2 separate regions of the Homo sapiens genome follow, and region 2 is linked to region 1. Evidence: chromatin contacts called from ENCODE Hi-C or POLR2A ChIA-PET data. All regions are on one chromosome and are shown on one strand. Each heading gives the region's core, a stretch centred on a gene start or an enhancer-like site at or near the end of the contact. The rest is flanking DNA. Distances are from core to core; before and after follow the strand shown. Region 1 overlaps SLC38A4 (solute carrier family 38 member 4). Region 2 has its middle 150 kb from the start of SLC38A4.

Region 1 (5,040 bases), core at 1,015-3,514:
CCTTGATATCTCCACACATTAATAATAAAACTAACAAAACCTAATCTGAATTAAAATCTATCAGCTTTAGGCATTATTTTGTGTTCTCCTTCTTTCAACATGGTAACTGGGCTCTCTTTCTTAGGAGCTTGAGAAGATATGACTGGGGTTTGTTTTTCTCTACTTCATTTATTATCTTTCTTTTTTCCAATCAGGTTAGTTTTTTCCTTTTTAGTAAAAGGTGCATAGTAACTGCTTGTAGTATTTGTTGAACAAGTGAATAAATGAAATGAATTAAGGTAGTGTTTTCACTAGCAGCCCAACATTTCTTTCTCTCTTAGTAGTGGGTGGGGTATCAGTTATGGAATGGCACCTCCTTCCAGAGGACTGATCATGTCATTTTCAGCTTATGCTTCCCTTTATGCAGTAAAGTTTCCATATTTCCATAAAGAACAAGAAACCAAATAATCCTAATGGATATATAATGAACACACAGATGAAAATTTCACCTGCCATGCCTTTGAAAAAAGATCCCTAGCTACTTGTATTTCATCTTATAATTAAAATCAGTCTTTTCACTTATGTTGCCTTCAGATCTCCTGTTTTGAAGTGTATATAGATATCAACATAGAAATGCAGCGTATATTGCTATCAACTGCAGTGGAGCAGTGATTCGTAGGTTTTCCAACATCCTTGCCTTAAGCAAACCTGCAAAATCAAAGTGTGAGCTACGTCTAAACAATGGGAGAGGCTTTTTTTTTTTTTTTAAGAGTTAGAACTAAGACTCTCACTTCCTCCTGTGCCTCCACATTTTTGACCTTCACATTGGGCCCCTGCATCAGAATACAGCACCCCCTAACAGGCTCCTGTTCAGGACTCTTTCTCTGGAAATAACAGATGTTGTCTCTAGAGCTGCATAGAACCTTAATGGAATCATTGTGGGTCAGAGGCCCTGGATGGTGCTGGGGACCTCCCTGACCCACAGCATCTGACCCACATTTCCAGGTTCCTAGCGACTTGTGTCAGTAAAGAAAAAGGCACATAGCTAAGTGGAAGAGCAGATGAGGCTTGGTGGGAATCAGCCAGTGGTCTGCCCTAGCAAAGGTAAACAGAACTGCTGGGGGCTTTTGGTCCTAGGCTCACTACTCAGGGAGGCACTTTAACATGGAATGACCAGCAAGTTTCCTTCCTGATCTTTTCCACCACCACCACAAGCCTAGTACCTCCCTCCCTCTTTGCTCTGTTGCTCTCTTCAGGAATGCACTGGAAACCACCTTCAGTTCTGTTTGGAATTTTCCTATTCCTTATTCAGAAAGAGGAAGAAGCTTTTGCATTTACTCCAACCGTTCTACCTATTATTGCCATAAACTTTCTGTGATCTCATATCATTAGGCCAAATGTTAATCTTTCTGGGAGCCAGGAGACTGCTTTCACATTCAGAGGCCCTGGACATATAGGACTGCCTCTAACTCACTCTAACTCAGCTTATTGACTTGAATGCACCTTTTTAACAAGTGACTAAAAAACAAACTGTGACTATTCTCTGAAAATGAGCCTATATCTCATACTTATTTATTCTGTTTAACACTGTGAAACAAATTAAGTCCTCTGGCACTATGTATATACCATAAAAAGCTTATTCGTAAGCCTACTAATTGGACCAGTTTTGACAATATTGAATAAGCACTAATTGCAGATCATAATGTAGAATTATAGGCTGCTGAGGAAAACAATATCACACCATTTGCTTTCCTCAGTTTCCTTTTCAGAATGAGTTTCATAATGTTCACTAATCCAATTTTTAAAATCCTTTACAAAGTTATTCTTAAACTATTTCCAGAGACTATCTGGTTTGTCATTCTAGAAATGAAATTGCCTTTTCAGCCTAAACAGATGGCCTTAATTTTTGGTGGAGTGGTATGAAAGGAATGTCACATGAGAAACTGCAAGCTATTTAGCTTGAATTTTTTGTCATTCATACATGTTTCAAAATATATTTTACATTTTCTCTCTTTTAAATGAGTTCCCATCTCTGCACCTTAAGTGACTTCAGAACTAAAATTTTAAAGTGAACATCAATCACAGCATTTCCAAAAATGTGAACTCCTAGCTTAACCGAAGTATTCACTTATTGGAAAGCTGATAGAGTAATTCCACTAAGTCCAAAAAGTGTCCTCTAAAAGATTCCAAAGATAAGAGTGTTTTCAACTTTGTCAAGCTGTACAAACACAAATGTCACTCCCTCCCTCTGCCCACAGGGATCTTTATCCAGTTACAGCAGCGTAACTTGAGCAGCTGCTGCAAACTGAGGCTCTCTTGACCCTTCGCCTACTTATTTCAGCTGCTAAAATAGGGCTGAAATCTGTCAAGGATCCTGAAGGGAAGGATAAGATTCCTACTATTCAATTTAATTTAAGCTTTTATTCAGTGCCTGCTGTGTGCACAACACTAAGCTAGAAAGTCTGAGGAATGTTTAGATTATTAGGTCCTGTTCCTTGCCTTTCATAGATTTACAATCTATTGATAGGGAGAGCTAAAAAGGAGAGAAAGAGGAAGGAGCAAACACAAAAACGTCAAAATTTTAAAATACCATTTTAAAATTTTATTTTAAAATGTTAAATACCATGCAAAATTAAGGAAAACCTAGATTCATAAAAATTCCTTTCACAATCTTGTGTAAATCAATTCAGTGCTTGCCCTTAATGTCTCATCCAGTCTGATGAGACATGTTTTGTGATCAACAAGGGTTTTACTATGTTTCTTAATTATGTGTCTTGCCTGTTATCTCTTTCTGACCGAGATTATTTTTAACAATAAATTCTGAAAACTAAGAAAGTGAAAGCATAAAATATTGTCTTATAAAATAGGCCAAGGAAAAAATGACACTCCATTTCAAATATCAAAAGTTAGCATCAAGACTGCACAAGATGAATGTACAGTCATGTGTTGCTTACAAATGTGGACATATTCTGAGAAATGCATCTTTAGGCAATTTTGTCATTGTGCAAACACCATAGATTGTACTTGCAGCCTAATTGGTGGAGCCTACTATACACTAAGGCTATATGGCATAGCCTAGTACTCCTAGGCTACAAACCTGTACAGCATGTTACTGTACTGAATAGTGGAGGTACCTGTAACATAATGGTAAGTATTTGTGTCTCCAAACGTAGAAAAGCTACTGTAAAAATACAGTATTACAACCTTAGGGTATCACTGTCTTATATGTGGTCTGTTGTTGACCGAAATGACTATGCTTAATACCACTGAACTGTACACTTAAAAATGGTTAAGATGGTAAATTCTATGTTATGTATGTTTTATAATAATAAAAAAATTGAAAAAAGCATCAACATCTTTTCTGGGAAAAAAGAAAAGGAAAGAAAATGCATTAGAGTGATGAGAATATTTGAAGTAATAGATAAAGTCAAAAACAAAGAAATGATCTTGCCTTTGAACTTTCTTGTTTAAGATTCGTACATCAGTGATCACACTGTTATTTCCCAAACGACCCTTCAGCTGGATACGACATTTCCTGATTGCAGCTGTGCTTATTGCACTTAATAATGTTCTGGTCATCCTTGTGCCAACTATAAAATACATCTTCGGATTCATAGGTGAGTTTCAGAAAGGCTTCAATTTGGTCAACCCAAACTCACGCCTCATTAAATGATGGACAGGGAACCAGTGCTGGGTCATCCAGATCCCCGTTCTTTCTCAGGCTCATGGATTCCCTTTATCCCTGAGAGGCTCTGGTGATTGAGCTGCTCACTGTCTCTTCCTCCTAACTGACATTGGGAGCCACCTTATAGGTCATTTAGTCAAGCTGCTTTTTCTGATAGATGAGGAAACTGACCCCTATAAAAGTCAAGTCATATACCTTGGTGTGGACCCAGGATTTGGACTTAGGTATTAGCTCCACCATCAGGAAAAGAGGAAGATAGATTTTACCTGCCAGAAGCTCTCTGATACTACGAGTATCAGCTGAACATTGAAAGGTATCTTCAGAGGAATAGGAGGTTGATTATATAAAGTGTATTATTAGTATTTCCCCATAACTGCATGGTCTATTAATTTTCATTCTACTCATTGAGGGTTTACTTAAACTTTAAACACAATCTAAAACTTTAAAAGAACCATGGGTAGGTCACTTGCAAAGTAAGAGGTGGATAGGGTGTGTCATGAGTTCAGCCACCTTAGTATGTATTTATATTACTAATCCCCTGTAAATTTGTGTTAAATTCAGCCTTTTGTTGCTTATTATATGTTGCATATACTTATGCAGCTTTGATGTTAGGTACATTTTAATTGTCTCTATAAACATATCTTCTATGAATAAATAACCAAGATGAGCTTATGTGACTTAAGTGTGTGTTTTTAGTGCTAAGTATAGGATAGCTTTATATTTGGTTTATTTAAAGTGTGTGCTGGCATCTCCTTTGCTAGGAACTGCTGGGTAAGACATTGACCTTGCCCTGTGTTTGTCTTCTCAGGGGCTTCTTCTGCCACTATGCTGATTTTTATTCTTCCAGCAGTTTTTTATCTTAAACTTGTCAAGAAAGAAACTTTTAGGTCACCCCAAAAGGTCGGGGTAAGTAAACCTTGCAATTTCCCCCATTATTAGTTGTTCTTCCAACTACTTAGAATAAACTAGAAAATACACATAGTTCAGAAAAATGAATCAATGTACAAGAACCAAAAATCAAAACTGGGCTAGAACTTTCTGGTAGCAGAGAAAGGGGACATATTTCTGAAACTCAAATGATTCTACTTCAAATATCAAATATCCTGTGTTGAGTCTGTCATACATGTCAAATAGTAGTAGCCTTTCCCACAGACACATATGCTTCAGGCAAATAGCAGTGTCCAATACCAAGCTGCTGTTGTGCTATCCGTGGAAAATCATGCAAGAAGGAATTAGGCTCCCTAGCGGTGTTATGGAATAATTTAAATATTTTGGTCATGGTTGTTAGGTTTGCAAAGCCAAAGGAAAGATGTTGCTTTTGTTTTCCCTTCCATAGTACCTGTTGTCCCTGGTGTGGACTAAGATCCAGAACAGAA
Region 2 (5,040 bases), core at 1,741-4,240, 96 kb after region 1:
GGAAGTATCAGGACTGGGCAGCTACTGTTGCTCTTGCTGAGTCGCTAGAGGCGACATCATCTAATTTGCTTGGTTTTCGCTTGTACCCTCTCACTCAATGCTTTCTGTGTAAAAGCCCACTCATTGTACCTTCTTCTAGTTTCTCATCTTAAATCAAAAAGTTAGTCCTTATTCAGACCAATCTACCATTTGTGACTGGATCTATCTTCTTTGCCTCTCTCCCAGGAACCTCCTCAGCCTCCTAGAAACAGGCTTCTGCAAGCCATTACAAAGCTTGGCAGGCACGCCCAGGCGTGACTAGAGTTTAGGAGTGGGCAGAGTTCATACTACAGCTATTATGATCCCATCTTCAGTTAGTTAGGATGTGGCCGAAGAGCTTGCACTGGTTATTTCCACTAGTTGACTCTTACCAACAATTAAATTTCAGAAACACCCTTCTAAGATATCATTTTGTATTAGAACTACATTAAAAAGTCAAAGGTGTCACAAGTGTCAGGAGTATTATGAAGAAGGCAGTTTATCTCATAATCTAAGGATTATCTGTCATAAGACAAGTTTCTATCTCATTTTTGGCAATGCTGAAACTATTCCTTTTCCTGATTCCTTTTCAGGTAAAGACATTCATTCATTTCTGCTGAGGGCAATATTTCATGAAGACTTGTAATGAATAAAACAGTGGCATTTGTGTGGTTTTGAAATTGCTCATACTTATACAGATATTTACTTTGTGAACTAAATATGGATTTTGAATAGAGGCATGTAGTGACTTAGATGAATGTAGACTCCGGGTTGAAATAATGAAAAGCTTGGAGGAATGATTGAAGCAGTGTTCACTGAGCTGTGCATGTGAAGCTACATGCACCATCCTTACATTTAATATTGTTTAGTGTTCTGGAATGATAGTCGATCATGATGTATTTCAGTGGGTTAGAGTATTAATTATACAAACATGCCTACCAAAGCCATTAAGTCAAGAAATTAAGAAAGAACTAGGTATGGCAAATATACAAGGAGGGCTGTTCTGAAATATTGCCCTGAGAGACTAGAATTTCTTTCTTTCTTTTTTTTTTTTTTCTTTTGAGAGAGGGTCTCACTCTGTGCCTGGACTGGAGTGCAGTGACGGCATCTCAGCTCACTGCAGCCCTGACTTTCCGAGTTTATGTGATCCTCCCACCTCAGCCTCCGGAGTTTCTGAGACCACAGGCGTGCGCCACTACGCCTGGCCACTTTTTTGTATTTTTGTAGAGATGGAGTAGTGCCATGTTGCCCAGGCTGGTCTCAAACCCCTGGGCTCAAGCGATCCGCCCACCTCGGCCTCCCAAAGTGCTGGGATTACAGGCATGCGCCACGGCGCCAGGCTGGTTTAACTTTTAAAACTGGATTTTCTAATAGAGCCTCAGTCAAATCAATTGACTCTCTATCCCCCTCTCCTGGAAGCTATTGGTATTCAGTGGTTTAAAAAATAAATTAAAAACCCCTTGCTGGAGCATTAGAAATTTTTTTGAAAATTCCAATATTCACCCTTTGCTTTCAACTATAACTTTACAATGCTTTTATCTTGATTCCGGAATTTATTCATTCTTTATAAAGAATTCATCTCTCATATAATTCTTAAGACTACATATTGAAGAAAAAGTAAAATAAGAATTTAAAACTCTGATTATATAGTAGACTCATACTTCATTTACTTTTTTCAGTTACTGTACTTGCTCAACTAAATACCATTTAACGATTTATTTGTTTTGATAAATGTCATCTAAGGAACACCAAAAACTTTGGATGTGTTTAATTCCACATGCTATTTTCCTCCTCCCATCTCTCCCTCCACTTCCCTCATCCCCAATCTGCCCTCATTCCTCACCCCTCACCACCCTAGAGAGATATCCTTGTGCCTGTCCAGCCAGGGACCATCATTCTCTTCTAAATCAAGGTGAGAAAACAATCTAACAACATCTTAACTAACCTTAGAGAGTGAGTAGAGAAAAGCATCAACACCAAACCATAAATGGGTGGCTTAGGTTGATGAATTGTAACCTTTTTCAAGCATTGTGGTCAGTTCTCTAAAAATGCTATTTACAAAAAGGAGATCCAGGGCTAAGACCTCCATTTTTAAATTTCATTTCAAACAAGGCCGTTTTAATAATCCATGGCCTGCAATTGCCATGCCAGACCTGTGGTAGTTACTGACTCAGAGCTTTGCTGAATTACCAAATCCTCTTTTATGACACTTCTGGTATTTTCTTTACCTGTGTCAGCCTCCTTTCCTTCACGAGTCACGGTATAAGCACAAGGCTGTAGAACCTGCAGGTTCAGAAACCCAAATACCACATTGCTCCTTAAGCTAGTATATTCACCAGGAGGTACCTCTCACTTTCCCTCTCAAATCACTTTCAAATGCTCCAGCTTCGATTAGTCATCATGTGATGGTGTCTTTTATTTCCAAAATTTTTTTTAAATATTAAGTGACAGAACATTAAACTTATAAGATTAATCGTCCTAGGTGGTTCATTAGAATTAGCTCTGCTACTTCATATTCACATTTTTTTTTAACCAGTCTCTAATTATCTAGCTGAAACTCTTAATGCTTTGGATGAATAGCCTGGCTCAAAGACATTTTTACTTCCTATAAAATATAATTTGGATTCTGGAAAGGTGTTATGAATGCTACATTAGTATTTAAAATGTCACAGAAAAAGAAATAGATTAATGCTAAGATTTCGTTTGAAACAGCTGTGGAAATTTTGAGACATTATCACTTGCCTCTAGTTAGAAAAATATTAATTTCTAATGATTCCTATTAGACATTAGGATAAGAAACTTTTAAAAAGAAACAATTGGAGACTTTATCTTCTTTAAGGGCATAGTTTCTTATTCGTGTGCCAAAAAAAATAGATCTGTTGCATCATGAAGACTTTATATAATAAAAAATGTTCCCTCCTGGCACCACTGCCACACCTCACCAGCTCCTCATGAACAGTGAGCACCTGAAGGTCATCCATTCTTCTGAAGAGCTGCTCCTACATTCCAATTTGCTGAATTACAGTTTGTTCTCCATATTGCCATCAGAATTGCCTTTCTAAAATGCAAATTGATCCTGTCAGTCCCTGTTTAATTGCAGCTCCCTCTTGTCCTTCCTTAAGAAAACCTTTCTATCTGTTCACCTAAATGTTTCTAGCACCTCGTGGTGTATTTCACATAAAATTATGGATATATGGGTAGATGGATGGATGGATGGATGGGAGCATGGATACAATTAGCAGATTTTCCATAGTACAGACTTCCAGCTTCATACAGGATTTGGTTGACAGCAATTATGGAGCCTAGTGCAACTTCCCACTAAAATAAGTGCAAAGAAAAAAACAAAAACTCACAACATCATAAACTAACATTTAAAAGCGATTTAATTGTGTTCAGAAAAATACACCCAAGTTTTGCCTCCTAACGCATTTAGACTTCATCTCATGAAAAAGAGACTTCATCTCATGAAAAATCTCATCTCATGAAAAATCTGGGACAAGCAAACGCATCTTCACCAAATTAAGCTAAATAAACTAAGTGTTCAACTTAAACTTAGGAAAGAAAACTGCCAGGAAGAAGGACAAATGAGTTAATAAAGATAAAAGCAGATCTTAATTAGCTAGCATAAAGCCAGTAGTATATTAACAAATCCAAAAGTTGGTTCTTAAAAAGACCAATAATGTGATTATATTTTGATGATATATCATGAAATTGGAAACAATCCATCAATATTAGCATGAATAAATAAATTGTGTTCTAATCACACAATTGGATACTATACATTAATATGAAAAATCTGTAGCTGCATGCACTGTATTAGTTCATTTTCACTGTGCTTTAAAGAAACACCCAAGACTGGGAAAATTATAAAGGAAAGAGGTTTAATTGACTCACAGCTCCACATGGCTGGGGAGGACTCAGGAAACTTACAATCATGGTGGGAGGTGAAGAGGAAGCAGGCACCTTCTTCACAAGGCATCAGGAGAGAAAAAAGAGTGAGGGAGAAACTTCCAAACACTTATAAAACCGTCAGATCTCATGAGAACTTATTCACTATCACGAGAACAGAATGGGGAAAACCACCCCCATTGATCCAATCACCTCCCTGCCTCGACATGTGGAGATTAAAGGTCCCTCCCTCGACACATGGGGATTACAGTTTGAGATGAGATTTGGGTGGGTACACAGAGCCAAACATGTCACACCAACACACTTGACTCTTAAAAATACGATTTCAGGCAATGGATTCCAGACCAAAAAAAATTACATATTATATATTGTATACTTCTATTTATAAAAATTTCAAAAACAGAAAAATAATCTATGGTGTTAGAAATAAGGATACCTTTGAGGAGAATTATATATAATGGATACTTTTCATTGGTAGGGTGCTTGTATGTGTCTGTATGGGAGATTCTTGAGATGCTGGTAATATTCTATTTCTTGACCTAGGTCGTTACATGGATATGTTTGATTTGTTTTAAATATTAAGTAATACACTTTGATTTCTGCATTTTTAAATATATATGTTATACTTCAATTCAAAAAGTTTTAAAAATTAAATCAAGAACAGAAAACATTTTAAGAACAAAATATATTCAGAGAAAAATATCAAAATACTAGTAATGAAAATAGCTAATATTTATTGAGTACTGTATTAGTCTGTTTTCATGCTGCTGATAAAGACACACCCGAGACTGGGAAGAAAAAGAGGTTTAATTGGACCTGCAGTTCCACATGGCCTGGGAGGCCTCAGAATCATATTGGGAGGTGAAAGGCACTTCTTACATGGCAGCAGCAAGAGAAAATGAGGAAGAAGCAAAAGTGGAAACCCCTGATAAACCCATCAGATCTCGTGAGACTTATTCACTGTCTCGAGAATAACACGGGAAAGACCGGTCCCCGTGATTCAATTACCTCCCCCAGGTCCCTCCCACAACACATGGAAATTCTGGGAGATACAATTCAAGTTGAGATTTGGGTGGAGACAGAGCCAAGCCATATCAGGTACTTACTATATGT

The links. A loop is a pair of places that touch in the nucleus more often than their neighbours do. ChIA-PET counts read pairs that join two places held with the same protein, here RNA polymerase II (POLR2A).
Region 2: a loop to region 1 is called in a map of PC-3, with 2.9 times the contacts of the local background. The contact joins two enhancer-like sites. A Hi-C loop is called at or near these places in 2 of 168 maps with a recorded cell type or tissue (PC-3 and psoas muscle). POLR2A ChIA-PET finds 5 or more read pairs at or near these places in 2 of 52 experiments (H1 and WTC11).

Annotation. Positions count from the first base shown.
Region 1 is chr12:46,767,840-46,772,879 of GRCh38, reverse strand. It overlaps SLC38A4 (solute carrier family 38 member 4), which reads left to right. Exons shown (of 17, transcript NM_018018.5): 15 at 3,452-3,596; 16 at 4,473-4,570. Among named protein-coding and RNA genes, the nearest start is that of SLC38A4, 56 kb to the left of the region's middle. Within about 2 kb of position 2,264, at least 3 of the 41 ENCODE cell types and tissues checked have a DNase peak (open chromatin) inside an H3K27ac peak, as active enhancers do.
Region 2 is chr12:46,672,246-46,677,285 of GRCh38, reverse strand. No RefSeq gene overlaps it. Among named protein-coding and RNA genes, the nearest start is that of SLC38A4, 150 kb to the left of the region's middle. Within about 2 kb of position 2,990, at least 3 of the 41 ENCODE cell types and tissues checked have a DNase peak (open chromatin) inside an H3K27ac peak, as active enhancers do.